2 separate regions of the Mus musculus genome follow, and region 2 is linked to region 1. A link is a loop called in an ENCODE intact Hi-C map of the cell type or tissue named here. Cell type or tissue: left cerebral cortex. All regions are shown on one strand. Each heading gives the region's core, and the rest is flanking DNA. Links, peaks and the distances in the headings are about the cores only.

Region 1 (10,837 bases), core at 1,010-9,009:
CTCAGCTCGCGCTCGCCGGGCGGAGGAAGCAGTCGCGGCGGCCGAAGCTGAGCAGCAGCGCTCGCTCTCCCTGACCTAGGAAGAAGCGCCTACCCGGACAGCCGACCCTTGGCTGCCTCCAGCGCCCCCCACCTTTTGCACCCCAAGGCGGGGGCTCCGGGGACCCCCCTCTCCCAGGCGCTACCATGCTGGACCCTTCGTCCAGCGAAGAGGAGTCAGATGAGATCCTGGAAGAGGAGAGGGGCAAGGATGTGCTGGGCTCGGCCGCGTCTGGAGCGCGCCTGTCTCCCAGCCGCACCAGCGAGGGCTCGGCAGGCAGCGCCGGGATGGGGGGCAGTGGCGCCGGGGCCGGGGTGGGCGCCGGCGGCGGTGGGGGTAGCGGCGCGAGCAGCGGCGGCGGGGCCGGGGGGCTGCAGCCCAGCAGCCGCGCCGGCGGCGGCCGGCCTTCCAGCCCTAGCCCGTCGGTGGTGAGCGAGAAGGAGAAGGAAGAGTTGGAGAGGCTGCAGAAGGAGGAGGAAGAGAGGAAGAAGAGGCTGCAGCTGTACGTGTTCGTGATGCGCTGCATCGCCTACCCCTTCAACGCCAAGCAGCCCACCGACATGGCTCGGCGGCAGCAGAAGGTAGGTGCGCCGCGAGGCCGGGGAGCGGCGCCTTATTGTCGCCCGGCAAGCGGGCGGGGCGAACAATAGGAACCCGCGGCGCAGCTGGCTAGGAGGAGCTGGGGAAGGTGAAGACCGCGCCCTGGGATTAGGGGCCCCGTCTTGCCACCGCCCAGCTTGACTCGGGAGATGTCCCTGGGATGTGACAGGGGCCTACGGCACAGGGCTGCGCGCACGGGCCTCCCTGTGGGGGGAGCCAGGCGGGAAAGTCCCGCTCGCTCTGTGACCTAAGTGGCGCGGGAAGTGACTTGCAGCTGGCAGCTCTCACAGAGGCCTTGTCTCTTTCGGAGCTCCCTGCGCTCCCGAGTGGCGGCGGCTGCGTTGCGCTCTGGCCCGCCCTCCGGGGCGTGCACTAGGCGGGCGCAGGCTCCTGGCAGGTCAGGGCGCGGGTGTGGAGCTCTAGCATCGCTGGACTCTTGGGGCAGCGGGCAGCCGCAGGGGCACGCAGGGGAGAAAAAAAAAAAAGCCAGCCCAGGAAGCGAGTTTTCCAGTGACTTAGCCAAGGGCGCCCCCTCCCAACCTGGTCAGCTGATCGCCACCTAGGGTAACCTAGGGGTCGTCCTGCAGCAGCGTTTTCCTCTTGCCAGTAGTCCCTCCAATCCTTTTCCCCTTCTTCATGGATCCCAGAGCAGGGGCGCGCCTAGTGGGTCCCTGTGCCTGGGGTTAGCACTTCTCTCATACCCTCCTTTGACCATCTTCTCCTCCCAAGGTGACTTCGCCGCCACCTTCTGGCTTCGCTGAGGCTCTCCAAGTCCTCTTGTTACTGGATTGATAAAAGTGCAGCTGCAAACAGCTTCTCAGTTATAGTCATAAAAAGCTTTTTGTGTCTGAGGCAGAGGCAAGGCCATGCTGGCTTTGAGCTACTTTTGATGGGGGGGTGGGGGGTGGGGCATTACTATCTCCAACCCGAGAAAGGACAAAAGGGAGGTGAGGTCACCAGGGGCTGAGGGCCAGTGAGGAGGATCAGCCAGAAAGGGGTCAGGAGCTCAGTGGGAGTGAGTGCACTCGGTTTAGTCTCTGGGAACAAATGAAGCATTTAAGCTTGCATGAGGTCAGTTGAACCCGGGAGTCATGGGAGGTTCTAGCTGTAGCCCATCAAGGTTGTGAGACTATTTCTTAAAATAGTAGTTTAAGAATCGTTGCTGCCATTTAAATCTAAATTTTATGTTGCTCAAGTAAGATGTTGGATCTTTCCATATTTACCTTGCATCCTTATATCGAGGTAGAACAGATTGCTCTGTTTGTTTTGCTTATATGTGTATACACACCACCCAACCCTGTCAGTTTATTTTACCTACTACTGCATGGATGCCAGTTTTATTAAGTCAAAAAGACTCATTTCCTGAGTGAGAGATAAAAGGTGGGCCATACTCACCACCCTCCACCCCCATCCCTGCAATACCCCTTTACTTTTGCTTTCCAACTGTGGTAGGGCAGAAATATTAGAGATTGTCAAATTTTGATAAAAAATTTTAGGTTAATTGTGGCTCTACATAGTCAGCTGATCTAAATTTCAGCTTGGAATTGTATTACTTGTCTTTATACTATGGTAAATTTTACCTTCAAAATCTCATCAAGGATTAAATTAGTCAAAGATGTCCTAGACTTTTGCTATGAAAACTGACTTTAATCAGAATGAAGCAAGGCTTTCCATTAGTCAGTCAAAGGCTTTGTAGCTTTGTCCTTTAAATAGATGAGTAGGTCCAGTGGTGGGAGAAAGAAACAAGAAAATACTGTAAGAATCCAGTTCTGTTAAGTTGAAAGACCACTGTGAGACCATGTCCCTCCGATCTGACTGCATATAGTACCTCACCCCATCCAGAACTCTTATTTGAAGAGAAAGCCTGTTTTTACATGTGACCTTTCAACACCAGAGAGACTCCAGCACAGACTGATAACTGGCTTTCTGTCAATCTATTTTTAGACACTGTAAAAACTATTGCTAAATATACATCCCAGCAAAACAACCCCAGGCCTAGTGGCTACAGTGAGAAGAATATATATATATATATATATATATATATATATATATATATATATATATATATATGAAAATAAAGTTTCCTTGTTGCTCTGACTTTTACTGTTTGATGCATTCTGGAGGAGATAACATTGTTTCTCTTAAAATTCAAACTTTTGAAACTCTGAAAGTAATGGAAAGGTTTGCATACTCATTATGGTAAGATTTAAAGCCAATAAATAAAATTGGTAAGCTAATATCAGTCTGGAGCACTATATGTTCCTTGTGACCTAAGAGTGAGCTTTGGACAGATTGGAAACAAGTGTATTAAAAAAGACAGATGAAAATTGATGTAGAGAAAAGGTTAGAAAGATGCAGAAGGCAAAGAGAGAGAGAGAGAGAGACCTGCCTATGCAAACAAACCATGAGACAGCGAAGGGGTGTACTCCAGAGTACAGTGCACCTTATGAAGCCAGTTTTCTACTTCAGGTATGTACAATGTGCAAAGCACTCCATTTGGACCATTTTATCAAAGTCCTTGCTTTATTATTTGGACAGGTTAACTAAAACAAACAAACAAACAAACAAAACAACAACAACAAAACCCCAGGAACTATAATACACAGTTCCCACATGCAGAAGTAAATTTCCTATGATGTTAATTACTCAGCAGAATTATACAAGTCAGGAATAGCTGAAGTAATACATTGCCAGTAAAGTCTCTAGTTTTTGTCTGAATTCGTTTTCTGTTCTTACATCATATCTGCTTTCGTTTTGGTGGTACCAGGACTCAAACCCAGAGTCTTAGATATGAAAAGCAAGTGGATCCAGTGCTTGACCGGGCATCCTCAGCCCCTAAGATCATTTTGAATTCTTCTAAGAACCCTGACATAATTGCCAAGATCACTCTGAAACTCAAAGAGGTTGTAATAGTTTGCCTGAAGTAAAATGAAGGCAGACAAAAGAGTAGGCATTGAGCCAACGGGTGGTCTGATACTAAGTCCTGAATTCTGAATAGGAGACACTGGCCATAAATAGTCTAGAGTATACAAACAGTAGGCTAGCACACTGATAACATGTCATGCATCCTTCTGTACAAAGTGATAGTTATCCTTTCCTCAAGAAAGAGGCCTATTCCTTTTCACCTGGGCACCCATCAGATAGTCAACATGGACATAAAGAACAGAAAGTAAAAGCCAGGCACAATAGCTGGTGAATCTGCTGGGCACCCTTCTCTTTCTGTTCCCCCCACCCCACTCCCTTTTTTAAACATTGTTCAAACTGAAAGGAAAAATACATTTGTTCAGGAGAACAGTGAGGGGAGGCGGAGGAAGAAGATGATGTTTTTTTGGATAATGCTGATAGTTAACACTATTTTATTGGAAAGAAAAAAATTCTTGGCATACAGCCAATCTCTTCAATGTAAAGAAAAGACTGTAACAGACATTTTACAAAATGTGTTTTACCATTTATAAATATTTTTTGTCTTCTCTACTGAGTCTAAATGAGACATGGTGGTACTGGGTCATTTATGACCCAAACAAAATCTCTCCCAATGAGACTCTTCCAATACCAGTTCAGCAACTCACATGGCAATAGCTCTCTGCTTTTTCTGTTTCCTCCCCAGAATGCTAAAGCAAATACCTAGAGTTGGCATGGCAGAGCTACACCATCTGTTTCTAAGTTACATAGGAATGGTGATGGGTGGCTACCTCATGTGAACCAGCTACTTATAGACGCTGCACAGGGAATGTGAAACTAGGCTGTAAACAATCATGTGTAATATTTAGATTGACAGGAGGACTTTTAGTTAGGTAGCCATTAATCATAATTCCTGGATCATAGATTCTCTCATGTAGATATTTGTGTGCTTCCTAAATGTATGTATGTGTTCTTGTGTGGATGCTCACATAATGGTGGAAAAGAACTGGCCCAAAACTATGTCTACTTCAGCACAACTATTTCATTCAAGAGAACTTTATTCCTGGATGAAATGTAACTTAAATTCAAACTATTCTTTTCTATATGATTCAGCTTGTATCTTTCCATGAAACTATGGCTACCATTGAGGCACTGTTTGCTACAGATTCCACCTTTACCATTTACTTGTTTTCCTTGATTGATCATATTTTAGAAGCTATAGCTTTCATGAAACTCAAGATCAAGTCCCTGTTAACTCTGTATGCTCATCAGTCATATGGGTGCTCCATTCCTAGCGTTAGGCACCTAGGCTGCTCTACTATTCAAAAATCTTAATCTTTGCTCTGCCAATGCATATTATCTGCATTTTAAAATATAAACTATTCTAATGCATCAAGACAATAAGTGACTGCTGCCTGATTTCCTTCCAACAGAATTATGTCTTTCTTTATCAAGAGAATAATCTGCCTTTTGCCCCCTGCTCCCAAGTCTGTCTGCTGTAGTGATAAGGAACAATTTATTATACAGTGTCCTGGCATAAACTACATTCTGAAGATGCAGAATAGAAAAATAATGGGACCATCTTGCCTCATTACACATCTGGAATAGCCTTCTGCTTTCCTGCAGCTGGACTCAAGAATGAAGGAAATTAAATCTTTCATTCCTGAAGAATCATATTCTATAAAGTAATGAAAGTCAAACGACTCAGAGATCTTTTCTCTGAAAAAGCAAATAAGTGCAGAACCATAGGCTATCACATTGACACATGAGAGTAATTGACTTGGGGCCAAGAAGCTATAAAACTGAAGGGGAGTTATGAGGAGAGTTCTCCCTTAGAACTAACTCCAAACAAGCAAACAGATGCTCACTACAGTAAGCACCGAGTCAGGCTGGGTGGCCAAACCAAAAGACACAGGTACCATCCTGTTCTTGAACTGGAAGAATTTATGATTTGGTTTGGAAGATAGCAGTCACAGAAATCAAATAATTGAGAGTAGGAAAGAGATTACTAGAGAAGATGTTGGTTACGAATGCTAAAGAGGAAAGGGGTGGTGTAATCATATGTGCCCAGACTGAATTTATGCCGGGATTGTTCATTACCAACACATAAAATCCTTTAAGCTTGGAGGTGGAATGTTTCCACAGTATAAAATAAGGCACTTTCCAAACAATGCACAATGACTGGAGATGAATCAATTTATCCAACTATACCTATTTTCAGATGATGTTTGAAGAAGACAGACTACACAGGAGATTGTAAGCTTTAACTTGTAACTTGGAGCCAAACTACAAAGTTATTTTGTCTATGAAGCATGTGCCCTGTTTTTAAATTAGTTCTCTGCTCAAGCTTTTTTATGATCAAAAATTTCAATTTCTAACTTTTCATCTGGTTAATTTCATGGAAATATTAGGACAGAGTTTTTGCGTATTTGTAAAAATCAATAAAAAGAAGACTCAACTGCCATTGCTTAAACAATAGAATGCACATCACTTTTAACCTAATTGTATTTGTTCCAAGAAGGAAATGATATATGTCTAAATGGTATAATAGCAGCACTGTGGGCCTTGCCAAATCCTTTTCTTCTTTATGTTCCTTACCAGATCCTGACTGTCTGACCCTAGCCCCTGGGAAGCATTCCTGGGAGAGAATCTGACATTTGGAACACTGTGTTCCCTGTTTCTGGCTACAGTTCTTGTTTTCTTGTTAGAATGAGATTCATCATTTCTGCAGAATTAGAGGCTTGATGGTCAGCACTACCTCATTAAATTTTTATTGGTCAATCCAAGCCTATAATAGAATTACTTTTCTGTTCTTATCAGATAACAAAGGAGGGAGACAGTTGGTGATTAGAGTCTGGTCATTACTATTTGAGTCTTGATGAACAGTAAAGACAGCAGCTAAGAGCTTAGACTTTGATGTTTGGGATTATTTCCTGCTTGTTTCAGCTAGTTATAGACTCTGTGATCTTGTGCAATTTATTTACTCTATCAGAGATTCAGTGTATATATCAGCAAAATAGAGGGCAGCAGTTGTCCTGTCATCTTCGGGTTATTATGAAAAGTAAGAAAAGTAGTGAAAAAGTAGTGAAGCTCTTAGAACAGCCATCTGACAGTTGGTAAGTGTAAAATAAGCATTGGTTCTTGCATTGGCAATGTTTATACATACACACAAACATGTATTCATACATGTGTTCATATACATACATATATACATACATATATGACATTATGTTATTTTTATCTGAAAGGCTGGTGAGAACTAATATATGTGAAGTACTGTCATATTAGTGGAATGTATTTCTAGTTTCTAGCATCAGCAACATAAGCAGATCTAGAAAATCAGGTGGTTGTCAGTACAGCATCTTCTACAGACTAGATGGAGCCAAGCAAGCAATAGATCTCTGTCTTCCTTTTTGCTCAGATGCTTCAATAATTTTATTCAACAAAAGATCAGTTTATCCAGCTTTTAAAAATGTCTTTGAACATGCAATTTTTTCATGACTAACACCACACACACATTAATGGAAAGACTTGCTAAATGCTTAACAGAGGACTCTGATAGAGCCTTGAGCTACCCAGGTGGTTTATGGTGGGACTCTTAAGAGTTTCTTCTTCTTCTTCTTCTTCTTCTTCTTCTTCTTCTTCTTCTTCTTCTTCTTCTTCTTCTTCTTCTTCTTCTTCTTCTTCTTCTTCTTCTTCTTCTTCTTCTTCTTTTCTTCCTCTTCCTCTTCTTCTTCTTGTCATCTTTCTTCTCCCACCTTCTGCTCTCCGTCACAGAACAGGATACTTTGTTTCTTCGAACCTGGATATTTTCACCTTGATACAATAGCTCTTTTACAAATGTTGGTTTAACTTTGTAGGATGAAAGTGTTGCCAGTACTAATGAGAAGTGCATTAGGTTTGTATAAAGTATAGATTCTCATCCTTGTATGACTTATAGTTTTACACACACACACACACACACACACACACACACACACACACACGACTTACAAGAACAGTCATCATACAACAGACCCAATAGTGAAGTACCTCACCTCCACATACTTTTATTTCACTGTTTAAATTTCTGCTCAGCCTTGTGAGCTGGTAGCTATATGACCTAAGTTACTTTTCATGACACTGTGACCAAATAAATATCTTCTATTTGATTGAGGAATGACAGAGAAGGTACACTTCAAGTTTGTGTGCTGTTCAGTGGTACAGGATAGTCATAGTAGAGTCCGTGGTGGCTTGAGTCTTTGGCAGTGGGAGCATGAGACCACTTGCTGGCATCTTGGCCAGTCAAGAGCCAAGACTTGGCCAGAACCAGGCCAGGATTATGACCCATAAGGCTCCCTATAGCCCAACATCATCCTAAAGGATCCAGAGCCCACTGAAATAGCATCATCATTCAGGAAACTACATTTCCAACATATGAACCTGAGAAAGATCCTTCACATTCAAATTCTAACAGGTAGATTCCCCATCCCCTTCTTGTTTTGTGAAATGGAGAAACATCATCAAGAACTGTAAAAGAGAAGCATGTTAAATGCTTAACAAGTTTTTTTGTGTTTTTTTTTTCAATTTTTTATTAGATATTTTCTTTATTTACATTTCAAATGTTATCCCAAAAGTCCCCTATACCCTCCCCCCCCCCCCACCGCCCTGCTCCCTTACCCACCAACTCCCACCTCTTGGCCCTGGCATTCCCCTGTACTGGGGCATATAAAGTTTGCTAGACCAAGGGGCCTCTCTTCCCATTGATGGCCGACTAGGCCATCTTCTGCTACATATGCAGCTAGAGACACGAGCTCTGGGGGTACTGATTAGTTCATATTGCTTAACAAGTTTTTTTTTTTTTTACAGAGGGTCCATATTGGAGAACTTTTCACAGTAGCAGTCATAATAGCATTCATGCATATATGTTCCCCCAAGGTCACCACCCTGTTTCTTACTGTTGTAACCTTTGCTGGAACTGCTGCTTACTATAGATTGTCTCTTCCCTCTTTCTTCTCTGATTCACTCTTATCTCTCTTTTAATTTACTCTAGTGTCAGCTCCTTTAGGAAACCTTCCCAAGCCCTTACACTGGGCCAGTTCGCACACAGCTCTGCGATCTGAGTCCATTCTACCTCCTGTGCACAGTACTTACATCAGTTTTTGTATGCCACTCTCCTTCCCAGGCAAAGCCATTTCACTTTTTCTCAGTCCTTCACCCACCAAACAATAGAACAGAGTAGGTTCTTAGAAAATGTTGAAAGTTCACAGTGACAGTCCGCAGTTAAGGATTCTGGATTGTAGCCTGGGACACACAATTTCTTTACTTTTATGAAAGGGTTAACCAGTTACTAAAGGATTTCAAGATAATTATCAGAGAAACACACTATCAGTTACCTCCACACTTGCTTTGTTTATACTGAGAGCTGACAACTATGTGGGTCCTTTGTGAAGAAAAGTCTTTTAAAACCATATGACAATTATGAATTTCTTACAACAGCTGAATCTAGTTGAACATGAATCATCATTATGTATGTTTAAATGGCCAGACAGGAAGCTTGCAAGCGAGTGTGTCTGGATAGGATATAGATTCTGTGATGGGATGTGTCCAACTTGCCACCTCTGGAAACAGGAAGAGGAAACAACACTATAGGACTGTTTAGAGGTTGCGAAAGTTTTGGGATCTGTAAATTCTGCATGTTTTAGCATATGTGCTGCTAAAGCAAGCACAATTCTGTATGTTTTGCATACGTAAATATACCTCTTTTCTCTACATTTAGAAGACTTCAGCATTATTTTCTCTGTTCTTTTAACATAAGTAAGCTGTCTCTCCCAGATTTGGTTGAATTTGAATAAGTAATAACTATAGGACTCTTGCACATTAGTATAGTAATAAGAATGTTATTGGTATGAAATATCTATAAAGTGATTTAATTATTTCTGGGTATGGCCTTTTCTAATATCTCTCTTGATCAAAGGAAAAAATAGTGTTTTCAGTTTTATCATTTTCTTTTTAACAGCTGTAAGAAAGGTCTGAAAATTTATTTTAATGATAAAGTCCACAGATATATGAATCTGCCAACTGTAATCCTGAAATTGAGAGATGGCTGTATACTGGTTAGCTTTCATTGTCTAGAGTCAAATGGGAAGGGGGGACTTCCGTTGTTCTCTTTGTGCATCTCTGTGTGACATTATCTTGACTGCCAATTGATACAGGAGAGCCCAACCCACTATGGTTCTGACTGTATAGGAAAAGTAGCTGAGCATAAGCTAGGGAGCAAGCCTTAGTAAGATCACTGCTCTGTTGTCTGTTCCAGTTTCCACCTCCGGGTTCCTGCCTTGTCTTCCCTTGGTTGTGAGCTATAAGCTAATGTTAGCCTTTTCCTCCCATGGTTGCTTTTGAGGAGACTGTTTCATCATGGCAACAGAAAGCAAACTAGAACAGGGAGTAAAATGATTGTGTGTGTGTGTGTGTGTGTGTGTGTGTGTGTGTGTTTGTGCGCGCTCGGCGCTCGTGCACATGTGCACCTGCAGTGCTTCTAGTGTGGAATACACATAAGTTTGTGGGTATTTATACCCAGAAGCCTAGATATGCACATTCAGAGGCTGTAGAAGGACATTATTTCTACCTCATGTCCTTGAGATAGTGTCTCTCACTAAAGTGGATGCCCACTGCTTCAACTAGGATGGCTACTGGGAGTTGTGGGGTAGAGATTTATCTGTCTCCACTCCCCACCATGCTGCTGGCACCAATAATTCCCCTGGCTTTTTACATGGGTTCTCATGTTTACAGAGTAAACACTCATACCCACTGAGCCATCGTCCAGCAGCCTATGAAAAGGATGCACTTTTTAAAGATGTCCCAGGAGCACATGCTAAGTTGCAAACCCACCCAGGGGGTGTAACACTTCCAAAAAGACAATGGGGTTTTGGCAAAAGCAGAGAGTGGCTCAGGCAATTGACTGTGCCACTTCAGAAGGCAAAAGGAAAACAGTGAAAATTCTCGCAAATAATCATGCCTTCTGTTGCCCATATAGAGAAACAGCTTTTGGGTGTGGATGGTAGGCATGGCGTTGTTTAAGCAAATTTGAAGTGTAACTTGAACATCTACTTTGGCGATCTTTCTGACAAGTGTAGCAACTGTTGTCTATAAGGCAGTGTGTCATAACATACTGTGTTTAGAACATTTCCTGGGGGCTCTTCCATATTCAATTTTTGTTTGTTAGACATCATCAGACAATGTTATACATTGTTTTGAGCCACTTCTAAAAATAAGAAACTCACTGGGTTCTGTAGGCAAAACACCCAAAGCCATTTTA
Region 2 (10,837 bases), core at 1,103-9,102, 190 kb after region 1:
CTGATCACACAGGACTGCAGTGTTGCAATGTGATCTCACCTCGGGTCTCTGGCTTAGCATCTGTGCTGTGTTTTCTGAGGTTCTCAGTGCTCTCTGAGACTATAGACAACTACCTAACAATCTGCAGGTTGGCTTCTTACCTAAAAGGCAATATCCTGATCTGTCTGTCACATTAAATATTGTTTAAATGGGAATGCGTGCAGAAGGTGTGTGTGTATGTGTGTGTGCATGTGCGTGTGTGTGTGTGTGTGTGTGTGTGTGTGTGTGTGTGTGTGTGTGTGTGTGTGAGAGAGACTGTGGAAGACAAACAAGGATGCTAGTTATCTACCTCAATCATCTTCTGCCTTATTCTCTGTAGAGAGGGTCTCCATTTCAGAAAGCCTGCCTGGCCAACAAGCTGCCAGGATCCACATATCTCTGTCACCCAAGCCTTATGGGTGTCTGTAAGCTAATACTTACCCAGGATTGCAGGCGTGGGCAACCATGCCCAGCTCTTTACATGGGGTTCTAGGTGTTTGATCTCAGATTCTCAAGCTTGGATATCAAGTACTCTTACTCACTGAGCCATTTCCCCAAGACCTCAGGACCCCTAAGCCCTAGGATGAGAATTTTGTACGGGAGAAGCTGACTGGGTGATGCCAAGTCCTGGCTGCTGAGATTCAGTCAGAGAAAGTGACCATTTGCCAAGCTTCACCTTATATTTGCCACATAATTTAACCTCTGATCTTCCAAAGGTAGCTATTATCATCTTTATTTCCATTTTAGAGCTAAAAAAGTTAAAACAAATAAAAGCTAAAACTCAGAGAGGCCAACGTCTTATCCAAGGTCATTCAACCGAAGAAGGACGAGGAGAATATAAATCTGGACAATGGAGCAGGGGTGCCAGCTGACCACATTCTCCAGCCTCACCATCAAGGGAGACAAACAGGCCATGTGCAGAAAGGAATTGGAAGGACATAGTTTTACACTACAGCTATAGCTCAAACCACAGTATGTTCTTGGAGTGCCAGCATCTGCTGGTTCAGAGCTGGGTCACAGCTGTAACTTAACCAGGACACACTGGGCCCAGTAGGCAGAAGGCAAGTAGGAAGCTTGTCTCTGAAGGAGGATGAGAGACATGGAGGAGAGGAGGGTCCAGCCCAGCGAGAGCAGTGGTTTGAAGGGCAGCGCCTCCTTGCCTCTGTCCACTGCTGAACTCAGCAGCCTCATTCTCAGGCAAGAGTCCCTGGGACCCCAGCAGCCATACTATAAAGTAGAAAAGGAGCCAAGTGAGCAGAGTGACACCCAGGCTAGCAGGCACCTGCACACCAGCTGCTTTGTAAGGGTTCTTCGTCCAGCCCTCAAAGCCCAGCATTGAGGATGTGTTCTCAGACCTGGGGTTACACTGTAGGCCATCAAAGAACATCCTTCACTTGTTTCAGCTGGTAGCACTTTCTGGAACACAAGTCATTGAGTAGCAAAACATGACAAACAAGAAATTAACAGACAACTTCCTTAGCGCTTATGGGTGGCTATGGGCAAGATACTTGCTCTGTCTAGGTCACAATTGGCTAACTGTTATTGGCAGGTCAGGGGTTCTCTCCACCCTCCAGGGACACAGCAACCAGTCTATTCCCTACCTAGTAAAGGCACAGGCACACTGACAAGCAGAACCATACCCATCGCTGATCTCTTGAGCTTAACAGTAGATGAGCTTCAAATGATCCCAAGTGTGTAAGAAAGTTCACAGTGTGTAAAGTAATACGCAAGGACATGGTGGCTACATGGGATAAAGGATAAGGTTTATCTGCCAGAAAAGACTGCTTCTAGCATGCAGGCACTGTGTACAAAGACAGTATGCTAAGTGAGGAACAAGTCATGTCTTCTCAGCAAAGCTCCCAGCAAATCATACTGGGAGTAGAACATTAAGCCTGATGAAGCCACCCCAGCCTGTGGTTGTAGTTAGGGATATAGCTTAATTGGTAGAGTACTTGTCAAGCAAGTACAAAGCTCTGGTTCTACTCCTAGCAGCACAGGAACTTCATGCTTGTAGAGGCAGAAAGGTCAGATATTCAAGGTCATCCTTAGCAACATAGTGACTGAGGTTGCACAGGATACATGAGACCTTGTCTCAAAGATAGAAAGAAATCACTAAACCTCTCTCTAGTCTTAACTCATGGTCATTTCCCTTTGTTTCCTGAGGCTGAAGTCGTCTCAATTTATTCTGAGACTGAGAAGCACGGATGTCTTCCCACAATGCACAGCAGTTATTTACATAAGGCATGAAGTCCTCTGCCTTTCCCCACTTACATGTCCTGCACATTTGAATCACATCATCTCTTGCCTGACTGAAGGCTGCCCAAAGAAACTAAAGCCAAGGATGCCGCCCATGGGGAAAATGTTCACAGCTAGTCCTCCCAGGGGCCCCTGAGGCTACAGAGGAAGTTCCCAGCCAAGGTAGCTCCATGACTGACATCTTCATTCCTCTGGAGGTCAATCAGGCCCCCCTCCCTTTTTTGAGACATTGACACATTGGGTCTGAAGAAATAGCCCCAGTGGATCTGAACCTGGTTCCCAGCACCCATGCTGGGCATCTCACAGACTCTTGTAACCCCAGGGTATTTGGTGCCTTTTGCTGCCACAAGCATTTGCACATATATGACTTTGTGGCTTTCTCTCTGTGTCTTGCTTTCTCTGTCCCTTTTTGTCCGTCTCTGTCGGTGTGTTTCTCTGTCTCTCTATCTCTCTGTCTCTCTCATACACACATACACAAACATAAAAATAAATCATTTTTTAGAAGATGTATCTGAGTAGTGAAATTGCTTCCCCCCTCTCCCAACCTTCTATGAAAATCCCACCCATGGGCATGAGAAAAGTGAAGCATCCAGAAGCCTAGGGAAGCAATGTGCTTCTGCAAACTTATTAACACAGTTGGAGCCAGGAAGGCAGTAGGACAGGGTTTCCAAACCTTACGTAACTGTGGCCTCCCTTCTCCCAGTAGAGCTGGGGGACCTGCAAATTAACGTTCCCCGAAACATATCTCTGAGGAAATGCCAATACAGGGTCCTCAGAGAATCCTGGGCATAGAGATTTCCTCAGAATTGAACAGAGAAATTATAACTTTGGCCTAAGGTCCAACAGTTAAGGTGGGGGAAATGAGCTCGCATCCAGTGAGTTCCCACTCTAGAGTAGGGTAGCCTGAGAAACTATTTGCTCAGCTGTGAGAACTACTGTGTGGCAGCATTGTAGCTTGGGACACATGGTATTTACCTTAATCCTCCTACCACACTGGCAAAAACACTTTTTCCCAGTGCTGCAGCTAAGAACTTCAAGACTCAGAAGACTCAGGGGTGCGTTGAATCCCTGTCAATAACAGAACTGCAAAAGCTAATTTTGAACCCAAGCTACCCTTACTTCTCTTGTCCAGTAGAGATTGTTGCTTCTTTCCTTTTAGTGCCTGTGGGCAATAGACAGATGTCCACTTGACAGATGAGAAAACAAAGGCTTGGAGAGGTCTGGAAGCTTTCCATGGTCATACACTAGAGTGGTAGAGATGGATGGGTATAACTTCCATCCGTCAGATCTTGGGTTTGCATGTAAATGGCTGTACATGATGAGTTCACTCTCCACTGATGAGGAGACACTCAGGATCCAGATAGAGACATGGCGGGCTCAGGTAGCTTGCAGCTATGGCTTAGGCACTTCCGTGTGCAGTGACACACACAGTGCTCAAGTCTGCATTGCTTTGGAAGCAGAGCCTAAGGAAGTAGTCGTTTTTGCTAGAGGGCTGAGTTAGAACAGAAGCTTGCTTGACCTCTACGAGTAGGCAGATGATTTCTCTAATTAGGCAAAGAGCTTCCATGCTCATGCACATTTTGAACTCTAATGAGCTGTCGATATGAAAGGTTTGCCCTTGGCTCAGTTCTGAAGCAGATCTTTCCCTTCCTCAGTGGAAAAGACCAGCGCAGTAAACAGAACCCGTTTCCATGGCAGCGAGTGCTCCCTGGCTTTTTCTTGTCAGGACTTAAAAAGGTAATGATTGGATTTCTCTTTATATTTTTGGGTATAATGCAGTGGTTGAGGCTGACCTTCTCAATCATGCCAGGCTATTTTGGGGAGCTTCAGTTACATTGCCCTTTTTATCTGTTCTTTAGATCGTTGTTAGTTGTCTGGGAAGCAGGGTCCACCTGCTGGCCACTGCCACTAATTAAAGTCCAGCAGAGCAAAGGAACTTGACTTCAGAGAAGGCTGAAGAACTTGTCAATGGTGGTCAGGATGGTGCCCACAGATAGATTGAGGCCCCACAGTCACAGCAAGGAGAAATACTGTCCCATCTGAAGCCTTTCTGTCTGATCCTTTGCCGCCCCATGGTGGCTCTTGTCAGAAATGCAGCTGACAAGGACCAGAGACACAAATAACAATAACACAAATGGACTCAATCGCCATTTCCTCAAAGTTTGCTGCCTGCTAAATACTTTCTACCTGTTGTTTATTCACTAAGCAGACTGAGGGGGAGTTACTCTGACTACTAAGATGAGGGGACCAAAAGCATGGAGAGGACACACAACATTCCCAAGGTCACATGATTTCTAATGGCAGAACCATGATAAATATACACTCATTCTTATCAATCTAAGGCTACATCCTACCCAGAAGAAATCTGTCTATCACTATAAGGAAGAAGGGCAAATATTTTTTCAGCTTCCAAGGATGGTTGTATGTGCTGAGGGGACCTGAGGTACAAGATACATGGTGCATGTGCAGAGTTGGGTTCATTGTCAAGAGCAAGCATTTAAGGAGACCAGCAGAGGATGGAAATCCAGCTCAGTGGTAGAGCACGTGCCAGGATTTGATCTCCGGTATCACAGGCAACATGAAACATGAAAGAAGCCAACATATTGCTGGGCATGTATTCTTGTGTAAGCCAAAAGAAATTGGAGTGCCCAGTACTCTATGTCAACCTGTCCTTCTACCTTCCTGAGGCTCAGTTTGTTCATCTGTAGAGTGGGGATTAGTGTACTCCCTCTTAAAGTTGGGGTGTCCCTTTTAAGACGTGCAGAACTTCTGAGGTGGCTTGTCTTCAATGAAACTGTTTTGCAAATAAAAACAAACAAACACCCAAATGCAGTGAGTAGAGCAACTTTCCTGGATTTTGATGATGCTAATCAGATTATTAACTTTGAGTAGTAATCTCCTGAACCCAGATCCTTCTCTGCAGATGCCTCATAGCATCAGCATAGGTCTATTGGCTTCTTTATGAAAGGTTGTGAAACGGGTTGGAGGTCCTGGGACTTGAACAGCCATCAGTAAATAGCAATCCTCTCTCCTTAGCTGTACCTGGTATTGCTACAGTGGCCGGCCAAGGACCAGAGGCCTGCCCTGTCCTGTTCCTTTGTGCGACCTTCTCTAGAAACTTATTTTTGTTATTTTTTATTGGTATATGTGTGTGTGACTGTGTGAGTGTATGTCCTGTGTGGCAAGGGCAAGAAGAGGGTGGCAGATTCCCTGGAGCTGGCGTCATAGGTATCTGTGCAATGCGCATGCTGGGGACCAAACCCAGGTGCCCTAGAAGAACAGCAAGCAAAATTCCAACTCAATTCTTCAATGAATTAGAAGGAGCAATTTGCAAATTCATCTGGAATAACAAAAAAACCTAGGATTGCAAAAAGTCTTCTCAAGGATAAAAGAACCTCTGGTGGAATCACCATGCCTGACCTAAAGCTTTACTACAGAGCAATTGTGATAAAAACTGCATGGTACTGGTATAGAGACAGACAAGTAGACTAATGGAATAGAATTGAAGACCCAGAAATGAACCCACACACCTATGGTCACTTGATCTTCGACAAGGGAGCTAAAAGCATCCAGTGGAAGAAAGACAGCATTTTCAACAATTGGTGCTGGCACAACTGGTTGTTATCGTGTAGAAGAATGCGAATCGATCCATACTTATCTCCTTGTACTAAGGTCAAATCTAAGTGGATCAAGGAGCTTCACATAAAACCAGAGACACTGAAACTTATAGAGGAGAAAGTGGGGAAAAGCCTTGAAAATATGGGCACAGGGGAAAAATTCCTGAACAGAACAGCAATGGCTTGTGCTGTAAGATCGAGAATTGACAAATGGGACCTAATGAAACTCCAAAGTTTCTGCAAGGCAAAAGACACCGTCAATAAGACAAAAAGACCACCAACAGATTGGGAAAGGATCTTTACCTATCCTAAATGAGATAGGGGACTAATATCCAACATATATAAAGAACTCAAGAAGGTGGACTTCAGAAAATCAAATAACCCCATTAAAAAATGGGGCTCAGAACTGAACAAAGAATTCTCACCTGAGGAATACCGAATGGCAGAGAAGCACCTGAAAAAATGTTCAACATCCTTAATCATCAGGGAAATGCAAATCAAAACAACCCTGAGATTCCACCTCACACCAGTCAGAATGGCTAAGATCAAAAATTCAGGTGACAGCAGATGCTGGCGTGGATGTGGAGAAAGAGGAACACTCCTCCATTGTTGGTGGGATTGCAGGCTTGTACAACCACTCTGGAAATCAGTCTGGCGGTTCCTCAGAAAATTGGACATAGTACTACCGGAGGATCCAGCAATACCTCTCCTGGGCATATATCCAGAAGATGCCCCAACTGGTAAGAAGGACACATGCTCCACTATGTTCATAGCAGCCTTATTTATAATAGCCAGAAGCTGGAAAGAACCCAGATGCCCCTCAACAGAGGAATGGATACAGAAAATGTGGTACATCTACACAATGGAGTACTACTCAGCTATTAAAAAGAATGAATTTATGAAATTCCTAGCCAAATGGATGGACCTGGAGGGCATCATCCTGAGTGAGGTAACACATTCACAAAGGAACTCACACAATATGTACTCACTGATAAGTGGATATTAGCCCCAAACCTAGGATACCCAAGATATAAGATACAATTTGCTAAACACATGAAACTCAAGAAGAATGAAGACTGAAGTGTGGACACTATGCCCCTCCTTAGAATTGGGAACAAAACACCCATGGAAGGAGTTACAGAGACAAAGTTTGGAGCTGAGATGAAAGGATGGACCATATAGAGACTGCCATATCCAGGGATCCACCCCATAATCAGCTTCCAAACGCTGACACCATTGCATACACTAGCAAGATTTTATCGAAAGGACCCAGATGTAGCTGTCTCTTGTGAGACTATGCCGGGGCCTAGCAAACACAGAAGTGGATGCTCACAGTCAGCTAATGGATGGATCACAGGGCTCCCAATGGAGGAGCTAGAGAAAGTACCCAAGGAGCTAAAGGGATCTGCAACCGTATAGGTGGAACAACATTATGAACTAACCAGTACCCCGGAGCTCTTGACTCTAGCTGCATATGTATCAAAAGATGGCCTAGTCGGCCATCACTGGAAAGAGAGGCCCATTGGACTCGCAAACTTTATATGCCCCAGTACAGGGGAACGCCAGGGCCAAAAAGGGGGAGTGGGTGGGTAGGGGAGTGGGGGTGGGTGGGTATGGGGGACTTTTGGTATAGCATTGGAAATGTAAATGAGCTAAATACCTAATAAAAATGGAAAAAAAAAGAAGAACAGCAAGCACTTGTAACCACTGAGCGAGCTATCTCTCTCTCTCTCTCTCTCTCTCTCTCTCTCTCCCACCTGCCTTTTATGTATTCTATTGTATTGATGTATTAAAAGTTTCATAAATGAAAGGGCAAATGTGTGAATGAATGAACTGACATATGAATGAAGCTCAGGGCTAACCTTGCCTGCTCATCTTCCTCTCTGTCATTGGGTTCCGTTAGACTGGTTGGAGAACTTCAGAGCCCTGGTACAACTCAGCTTCAGGGCTGATTCCAGTTCTGTAGTGTCATCTCTATGAGCACCTGCTTTCCAGTAGAATTTTCAACTTTCGCTCTAAACAGTTCCTTCTGCTGCTTTACTTCTGCAGCACTGGATATATCCTTTGCACTCGGATTTGGAACAAGACGTTTCTAAGTAGTCTAAGTAGATGTTGCACCTGGATCAGAAATGAAAATGTTCAGAGGAAAATATTAAAAGAAGCTCTTTGGAACTTTGGGGCAGCTGGGGACACTGAATGCCTCATGTGTGCCAATCAGAGGCAGTGATGGGAGGTGGGGGTTACTAATTGTGGTGTGAGTCTGTGTTCATTTAGAACAGGATTTCGAGCTGGTGTCTGTGGGTGTCATAACAAAAATAAAAATTTATGATCCAGGTTAGAAGTTGTTGAATGGCCAATATCTGGCCGGTTTCCTTCCTATACAGTTGTTCCAGAGCGTTTGGCACTGCAACTTCACACTGCCCCAAGGCTCTGGGGGCTTCTCTGGAATATCTAATAAAATTGTTCTACACAGCTACTGTGGGATTGCTGCCTCAGGACACATCCACAGGTCTCAGTCCGTTCTCATGATCAAAGTAGGAATACCTCTCCCAAAGCAGCGGAGAAAACAAAGCAGCACCAAGTGTCTGGTGGGGAGACAACAGTCCATAAAATGTCTGCCATTCGAGTCTGAATATCTAAGCTAAGATCCCAGTGCCCACATAAAAATCCCAGTACAGTCACATGTATGTATATATACGTACATACCTGGATATAGGCACACACACATACATACCACAGCATATAGGTGCACACACACATATGCATGTTCTTAGAAAGAAATTTAATATTTAACTAGTTGGTTAGTTAGTGGATAGTTTATATGTACTAAAAAGAGGAATGACAACCATCCTATTTGAATAGCACTATTTCCTATCAAGATTTTCTGTCACATAACTTACTGAAGAAAGCAGACCCAAGGATAGCCTGAAGCCTATTGTTAGGTTTGCTAAGAAATAAATGGAAACCTCCAACTTCTCAAAAAGGAATTGATTTCTATGGCCTACCACTTATTGTAAATGCAATTTCATTAGAACACATCAGTGCTCATTCATTTAGAAGCCATCTGTGGCTGCTTTCATACAACAGAACTCATGCATCATACAACATCATACAACATCATACAACAGAATTCATGCATCACTAAACCATAAATCACAACTTTATAGTGCTCTATAGAAATGTCTCCCGAGCTGCCCCATAGATTTGTAGAGAGCAACCAGGGTTACGTAACGGAACCCTTCATGGTAAGGATGGGCACACTGAAACCAGAGAAGCTGGAGAATTAGCTGAGCCTTGACTTTTCTGATCTTTATATACTAGTTGTCCTCCTGGAAAGAGAAGATAAGGAAAGATTTTTATTGTAGATCTAAGAGCAACTAATTGGAAATAGCCATCTGGAGAATGGTTGGGAATGTCTGTGTCTTTTTTTTCCCCAAAAGACATAGGCTTGTTTTATTTTAATGACTGATCCATGTAAGGCCACAGCCAGGCCACTATGTACAGACACGAGGGAAGCTTTATTTCTTGGTCTCCTCCTCCTTGGACAGAGTTTTGATGATCTCTTCCTTCTTGGCCTAGAGGCACTCCTCCTGGCACTTCCGTGCTTCCTTGGTCTTAGACCTGCGAGCCTCAGCCTGGTCAGCCAGTTGCTTCTTGTGGGCCTTGTCTGCCTTCAGCTTGTGGGTGTGCTCCATGAGAATCCGCTTGTTTTTAAATGCATTCCCCTTGACCTTCAGGCACAGGCTATGATACATATGGCGGTCAATCTTCTTGGATTCCCGATATCTCCTGAGAAGCCAGCACAGGATCCTCATCCTTCTCATCCAGGTCACTTTCTTGGGCATCCAAGCATTGGCAGTACCATTCGTCTTCCTTATGCCCATATGCCTGCCCTTCCATTGGGTCAAGGTGTTTTTCTGGCAAGGAGCCGGGGAATGGACAGTCACAAGCTTCCTGGTGATCAGCCTATCTTTGATCAGCTTCCTGATCTGCTGATGGGAGCTGGCATTGGCGATTTCATTGGTCCCATCGGGGTCCAACCAGATCTTCTTTGTCCCACAGCAGAGGACACTAGAGGAAATGTCTTCAGCAGCCTGAGCACACTCACGGCTGTACGCAGCCATGGCTGTAGCAGTGAAAGGAAAGAGCCCCTCAGTGCTTACTAAGAAGAGCACTGACTTTTATTATGTTTAGGTATGGGCCTTGAATTCTTCATCTTTCCAAGACTTTTATCATGAACAGGTGTTGGATTTTGTCAAATGCTTTCTCCGCATTTAACGAGGTGATCATGTGGTTTTTGTCTTTGAGTTTGTTTATATAATGGATTACGTTGATGGATTTCCATATATTAAACCATCCCTGCATCCCTGGAATAAAACCTACTTGGTCAGGATAGATGATTGTTTTAATGTGTTCTTGGATTCGGTTAGCGAGAATTTTATTGAGTATTTTTGCATCGATATTCATAAGGGAAATTGGTCTGAAGTTCTCTTTGTTGGATCTTTCTGTGGTTTAGGTATCAGAGTAATTGTGGCGTCATAGAATGAGTTGGGTAGAGTACCTTCTACTTCTATTTTGTGGAATAGTTTGTGAAGAACTGGAATTAGATCTTCTTTGAAGGTCTGATAGAACTCTGCACTAAACCCATCTGGTCCTGGGCTTTTTTTGGTTGGGAGACTATTAATGACTGCTTCTATTTCTTTAGGGGATATGGGACTGTTTAGATTGTTAACTTGATCCTGGCTTAACTTTGGTACCTGGTATCTGTCTAGAAATTTGTCCATTTTGTCCAGGTTTTCCAGTTTTGTTGAGTATAGCCTTTTGTAGAAGGATCTGATGGTGTTTTGGATTTCTTCAGGATCTGTTGATATGTCTCCCTTTTCATTTCTGATTTTGTTAATTAGGATGCTGCCCCTGTGCCCTCTAGTGAGTCTGGCTAAGGGTTT

Evidence for each region. Peaks named below come from ENCODE experiments on the same cell type or tissue, not always from the same donor. Only the 100,000 strongest peaks of a DNase experiment are listed, where the experiment ranks them.
Region 2: it touches region 1 in a loop (4-fold over the local background); 5 of 42 quality-filtered maps call a loop at or near these places.

Annotation. Positions count from the first base shown.
Region 1 is chr14:12,812,087-12,822,923 of GRCm38, reverse strand. It overlaps Cadps (Ca2+-dependent secretion activator), which reads left to right. Exons shown (of 31, transcript NM_001042617.1): 1 at 1-620. The coding sequence starts at 186. Among named protein-coding and RNA genes, the nearest start is that of Cadps, 5.6 kb to the left of the region's middle. In left cerebral cortex, for the core only: CTCF peaks have their summits at 1,120 and 1,385 (motif pointing left); DNase peaks (open chromatin) are centred at 1,373 and 4,284; H3K4me3 peaks cover 1,481 bases; H3K27ac peaks cover 1,126 bases.
Region 2 is chr14:12,617,817-12,628,653 of GRCm38, reverse strand. All of the region lies in intron 3 of Cadps (Ca2+-dependent secretion activator), which reads left to right. It also overlaps the pseudogene Gm17805. Among named protein-coding and RNA genes, the nearest start is that of Cadps, 200 kb to the left of the region's middle. In left cerebral cortex, for the core only: CTCF peaks have their summits at 4,147 (motif pointing left) and 4,347; DNase peaks (open chromatin) are centred at 3,277, 3,942 and 4,288.